Regions from separate parts of the Homo sapiens genome. Here region 2 is linked to region 1. A link is a contact called in ENCODE Hi-C data. All regions are on one chromosome and are shown on one strand. The core of a region is the stretch at or near the end of the contact, and the rest is flanking DNA. Distances in the headings are between cores, read along the strand shown. Region 1 holds the start of EVC (EvC ciliary complex subunit 1). Region 2 overlaps JAKMIP1 (janus kinase and microtubule interacting protein 1).

Region 1 (3,122 bases), core at 511-3,010:
GCAGAGCATCCCCTGCCTCACTGTAAAGTGGGGATAATGGCAGTTCCTCCACCTCATGGGCTGGAGGATAAAGAACCAGATGTCTATAAACATTGCACAGGACACCCAGCCAAGTCTCTGTGTGTTACTTCCCTTTCTCTCTCCATGCAACAAGCCAGCATCTCTTAGTGTCTCTTAATCACCAGCAGGATCTGACAACCCCCAACTCACCTACGAGCATCTTGCATTATCTCAGTTTCAGCCCTCATCAGCTCTTTGCGGTGTAATGCTCCCCATGAGTCACCAAATTCCCCTATATTCTGAAAGAGCCTGTGCCTACATGGAAACCGCACAAGATCTGTCTCATCTTCCCACGGGCCAGAAATGGGGGTAGCAAGACCACGCCATCTTGTTTCTGATCGCGCAGACTTTACTCTCCTCCCACCCCAAAGAGGCAGAAGTTGCAAGGACCTAAAATAGTGGCCATACCACTATTCATGGAATGCCTGCTATATGCCAGGTGTTGCCATGCACAGCCAATTCCATGAGGGCCACTTGCATAGGAAGCATCCACTGGTCTCCTTCAGGCAGCCACCCCGACCCTCATCCATGAAGAACACAGTGGCTTTGGGGTTAGACACTTCTGTCACTTTAGTAAGTTGCTTAACCTCTCTGTGCCTCAGTTTCCTCATCTGCAAAGCAGAGACAAACTGTTGTGGAGATTCATTGAGATCATTTAGGGAGAGGGTCTAGTTCAGTGCCTGGTACACAGCACTTAATAAACGCTAGCATTGCCAGCGTCCCATCGCAGACTCCCCATGCGGTGTCATAACCGATAGTTTACTTGCAAACTTGCAATTCGTCCTTCTCCTTGAGGTTCACAGCCTCAAGGCAGGGTCTCTCCCGCTCATGAATGTCGTCCCTAGGCCAGTGACTGGCTGTAGAAGGTGCCTGAAAACTTTTACTGTGGGGTGAATGAAAAAATGAATGCCAATGTGGCAGCTGGGACTCAGGCCAGGCGACGTAACCCACACCGCAAGGATGGAAGAGGCAGAAGCAGGAATAGGCATTCAGGCGTGGGAGCCCCAGCCGTCCTTCTGTCCACCATGGCGAGCAGGGCCAGCGTCCTGTCCAAACCCTTGGTGCTGCAGATGAGGAGACCGAGGCGTGGCGCAGTTGGGCTGCTGTCAAGGATCACCCAACGGAGTGGGATGTAACAGGCACCGCAGGGGACCCCAGGCCAATGCCCTTTAGTCACGCCGCCACCTCCCTCCTGGAGCAGAAGGGGAACCCGACGCCTAAGCGGTTGCGTGCGAAGTTCCCAACCAGGCTCAAGGAGTCGCAGAGCCGGGGCTCCGGGCCCGCAGGACCCAGAAGCCACGCGCCCCGCGCTCCCCGCCCCGCCGCTGTCTGCTCGGCCGACCCACCTGGTGTCGCGTGCGCTGGCGGCCCGCGCGGCAGCCAAGCCAAAGGCCGAGGCCGAGGCCGAGCGCGGCGCCCAGCAGCACGGCGGGGGCCAGCAGGGCGGGCGCCGGCCGCAGCGCGTCCCGCCCCAGCAGCAGCCGCGCGTCGCTCTTGCAGGCCGCCCCGCCGCGGGCCATCCGGGGCGCTCAGGCTGCCGCCCCGCCGCATCCCGCCGCCTGCTGCACCGTCCCCGCCAGGGCGGCGACGCGGGACTTGGAGCCCGGGCGGGCCAGGGGCGCGGCCCGCTCCGCAGACTTTCTGGCCTGTGCAGTCTCCCGACTCCTGCTTCTCTCCCCTTCCCTGCTTCGCCGAGCCGGAGGGAGGAGCCTGGATCACCGCTCAAAACTTTCAGCCACCCCCGCCCCAGCCCTGCCCCTGCACTGAGCATGCCCAGAGACAGACGCGCCTCCCAGCCCCGGACCCTTCCGGAGGGGGGCCCGGTTTCCACCCCTTTAACTTTACTGAGGCTTAGAAGGCTCCTTTAAGTTTTTTGAGGCTTAGAATATGCTACGCATTTAGCTTAATGATCTCATTAACTTTCTCAATAACCCTCTGCGGTGGGTGCTCCGCCCATCCTCCTGATGAAGACGCTGGGATCAATGCAATTCCAACCCCCTGCCCTTGCCCCTAACCTCTACCCATCAACCTTCCCGGGAACACACCGCCCTCCACGCCTCTGAACTTGCTCACGCGAAGACTCCTGTTTTAATCTTATTTTGTCCCAGGGAAGGTCGAGACAATGGGTGGAGACACCGTTACACTCAGTCTCCACTAGGAGGATGGGTAAAGGGATCCTTACACCCAGACCCCACTGAGACGATGGGTAGAGAGACCCTTACACCTAGTCCCCACTAGGACCAAGGGTAGAGAGACCCTTACACCCACTCCCCACTGAGACAATGGATAAAGAGACCCTTACACCCGCTCCCCACTAGGACCAGGACACTGCACCATCCTTCATTTACTCAGCACTTGGAGAGAATCTGTTGTGTGTGTGTTGCAGGCTGGGGGATAGGCCAGCCACAAACCAGGCAGTGTCCAGGCTAGTGAGTATCTCACAGTTGTTTAGAGTGATAAAAAATTAAAGGAGTTCATCACTGTGTTTGCTTTAAACAAACATTTATGGGGTAGCTACTAGATGTTTGCTTTTGTCCTGGGTGCCTGGGTAAAGCACACATGCACATGCACGACTGCACACTTGCACTCAGGGGCACACACACACACACACCTACCCTGTGGAGCTTAATTCCCTGTGTGGGCCGGGCTAGGGGACACCATGGGGATCTGCTTCAGCAGAGGAGGGCTTTGTCCTTTCAGCCTAGATGTCCAGCTTGTTTCTAGTTTGTTTCATCATTTCCTCATGGCAAGATGGGAACTGTTATCCAAATTCTTCATCTTTTTTTAATAAATGAAGAAACTGACAGCTGGAGAGGAGAGGTGACTCATTTGCAATTAAGGAGTGGGGCAGAATTCTTGTCTCATTTACACCTGTGTCTGGCTTCAGGGCAAACTCTCTGCTATGTGGAGCTTCTTATATATTACCTTAGAAGCATCTCCAAGGTTCCTGGGGACATGTATGGGGGCAATAACTTGACGCTCTTGTTTTACATTTCCATGAATGCTTAGGCTTTAGTTTTTAAAATGTGGTGTTTGGGCCAGGTGTGGTTGCTCACGCCTGT
Region 2 (2,972 bases), core at 256-2,755, 470 kb before region 1:
GGTTCGCAGGAGGCTGCCTTCTTACTGTGCCCTCGCATGGTGGAGAGAGAAAGGAAATAAGCTCTCTTGTGTCCCCCTCCTTTTTTTCTTTTCTTTTCTTTCTTTCTTTCTTTCTTTTTTTTTTTTTTTTCTGAGACAGGGTCTCGCTCTGTTACCCAGGCTGGAGTGCAGTGGTGTAATCACTGTTCATTGCAGCTTTGAGCTCCCGGGCTCAAGTGATCCTCCCACCTCAGCCTCCCAAGTAGCTGGGACTACAAATATGCACCACCACACCTGACTAATTTTTTTAATTTTGTAGAGATGAGGTCTCATTATGTTGCCCAAGCTGGTCTTGAACTGAGCTCAAGCAATCCACCTTCCCCGGCCTCCCAAAGAGCTGGGATTACAGGTGTGAGCCACCGAGCCTGGTTTCCTGTCCCTTCTTATAAGGTCACTAATCTCATCATGAGGGCTTCACCCTGATGACCTAATTACCCACCATAGGGTTTCAATGTATCAATTTGGGGGGACATAAACATTCACTCCATAACACTGTCCCTTACCTTATTGAATCGTCTGCTTTCCCTGAACTTGCCCAGACCCCTCCTCCTCCTGTCTGCACAGGCTCATCTCCTTGGGCATCACCCATCCTCCCAAGGCCAGGGCGGGTCCCTCCCTGTACATCTGTCTGTCACAGCCATGGTCACAGTGTGTGACTGATGCCATTCACAGTCTTCTTCCCCGCTGGCTAGAGCTCTGTGAGGGAAGGGGCTGTGTGAGATTCATGTTTGAGGCTCAGCACAGGGTCTGGCATGGAACAGGCACTAGGATGCTGTTGAATGAATGAATGAATGAATGGAGCTTGCGTTGCTGCTGCTCTCCCTCTCTGATGCCAATTGACTTTTCTTTGACCCCTGCTCCTCCATCTGCATATCCTGATTTCACCCCTTCCACAGCCCACTTTGGATGTCCCTTCCCTCACCACGCTGGCACCCATAGGCCCTGGTCTCCCAGTTATCACCTGGGCTTGTTACAGTGTCTCCTTTGCTTGGCTAGGAGCTCCTCAAGGGATGGGGGAGCCACTGAGACATTGAGGGACTCTGCAAATGTCTGCACCTGAGAAGGACTTCCTTCTGTACTGAGCTGGTGGTAACCTGATAGTGACCTGGTAGTAACCTGGCAGTAAGCTCATCTTGGTTTATGTACTCCAGGCCTGTAATTAGTGTTACTCTTCGAGCCCCTGGTCTCTTCCTCTCTCAGCATGACCCTCCCCTCCACCCTTTCTGGAACTGCTTTCTTGAGAGGAAGCCTAAGAAATGTGAACTGCGTCCACCAGCACATCTCACAAAGCCTTGTGCACACAGGAGGTGTTTGGTAGGTGTCTGTCAAGGAGCGCCCTGTTCAGCATCTAGTCATATCAAGCCCACACGGGGTGGTGAGTATAGAAAGGATGTAGAAACCACAAAAAGAAGTTGCCCTTTGCTTGGAAGTCACTGACTACCCCTTCTTGTTCTTGGTGGTGTGGTTACTTGCTAGTCTCTTGACTCATTTCAGCAGAGGTGAGACAGAAACGACCTGATGGCTGGGGCCTTTTCTGGGACTTCTTAAGGGGTCTTTGCACGTTAATAAAGGGGAGATTCCAAAATGATGCAATGAGTTGGCCAAGAGCCAGCAAGTAGCAGTTGAAAAAGAAAAAGTTTTTATACTAAGCTTGGGACTTGAGCAGCTAGACTCCTCCCTGCTCAATGTGCCATGGCCCTCTGAGAACAAAGCACGTTGACAGAAAATTAAATGTCACTGAATTAGCTGCAACATCCACTTGCTACAACCTCCACCCCCACTTGCTAATTGGGTCATGTTGGTCAAAGTACTTCACCCCTTCCTGCTGGTCCATTAAAATGGGGGTACTAAGAATACCCTTGTCACAGGGCTGCAGAATACTAGGTAATTTGGACAGTTTGAAACAGTTCCTGCTACACAGTGAGAGCTATATAAATGGTGACTTATTACTTGGTGCATGTTTGTTGAATTGTAGTAAATTATCTGATGGGAGAGGGGTGTCTGTGTTGTTATGGTGCTTAATTCTTCTTGTAGCACAGGTATCGGTCCCCATTGCCTATCCTCACCTCCAAGTTTCTCTCCTGTTCAGCAGCTGATAAGATTTTATAGTGAAAATCTCAATAAGAAAGAAGACTTCACGTGCACAGAATGTTCTAAAGGAAGCTTCATTATGTTCTCTTGAATGTTGATAAACAACTCTCATTTCTATTTGATGAGAATTTTTTGTGGGTTCTGAATGTTACGAGTAGCAATTTTATCAGAAATTATTTCTGTTTGTGGGTATGTTTGGTGGGGAATTGAAGTTGGTGGTTTTCTGATATTGGAAGCATTTCATGAACTGGGGTATTTCAAAACTGCTGTTTATGAAAGTGTTGGGGCTAATTCAGTGGCACTTAATTTTCTGTCAATATGCTTTGTTCTAAGAGGGTCATGGCTTGTTGTGCAGGAAGGAGCCTGCTGTTTATCCCTGCAAATGTTCTTGCATGGCTTCTAAGAGGATGTCAGGCATGCTGCTGGTCCTAGGGATAGAAAACAAAACAGACACAGTTCTTTGGGCAGCTGGGAACTGGTCTTAGATTCAGAGAGACCTGGGTTCAAGTCCTGACTCTGTCATTTACAAGCTATGGATTTTAAGAAAGTGACTTCACCTCTTTGAGCCTCAGTTTCCTTATCTGTCATATGGGGATAATATTGCTACCTGTTTTACAAGGAGGCTTTGAGGATGGATTGAGATGAGGTGTACCCAGCATACTACCTGGCATAGAATAGTCTCTTCTTTTGAGTGGCAGCTCTTGGTTTAGCTGTTGCTTTTGGTCTGGGGGCAGGAGTGATACCCCAAGAGACCCATGCAGCCTGACTCAGGGCCACTGCTGGGCCACTTCCCTTCCCTTGTTCTCTGCCTGGTGCAATGAGCAGGGTCACCTTTTGCAGAG

What was found. A loop is a pair of places that touch in the nucleus more often than their neighbours do. Pooled maps may share reads with other maps.
Region 2: a loop to region 1 is called in a map of GM12878, with 5 times the contacts of the local background. The contact joins the enhancer-like site here to the promoter of EVC in region 1. A Hi-C loop is called at or near these places in 1 of 168 maps with a recorded cell type or tissue (GM12878), 2 of 37 single-sample maps with no recorded cell type and 4 of 50 pooled maps.

The regions. Positions count from the first base shown.
Region 1 is chr4:5,709,839-5,712,960 of GRCh38, reverse strand. EVC (EvC ciliary complex subunit 1) reads right to left here and starts at 1,760. Exons shown (of 21, transcript NM_153717.3): 1 at 1,407-1,760. The coding sequence starts at 1,580. RefSeq lists enhancers at 117-426, 1,012-1,081 and silencers at 1,552-1,701, 1,752-1,801.
Region 2 is chr4:6,179,569-6,182,540 of GRCh38, reverse strand. All of the region lies in intron 1 of JAKMIP1 (janus kinase and microtubule interacting protein 1), which reads left to right. Among named protein-coding and RNA genes, the nearest start is that of JAKMIP1, 19 kb to the left of the region's middle. RefSeq lists an enhancer at 1,473-1,762. Within about 2 kb of position 1,505, at least 5 of the 41 ENCODE cell types and tissues checked have a DNase peak (open chromatin) inside an H3K27ac peak, as active enhancers do; they include GM12878, where a contact is called at or near this core.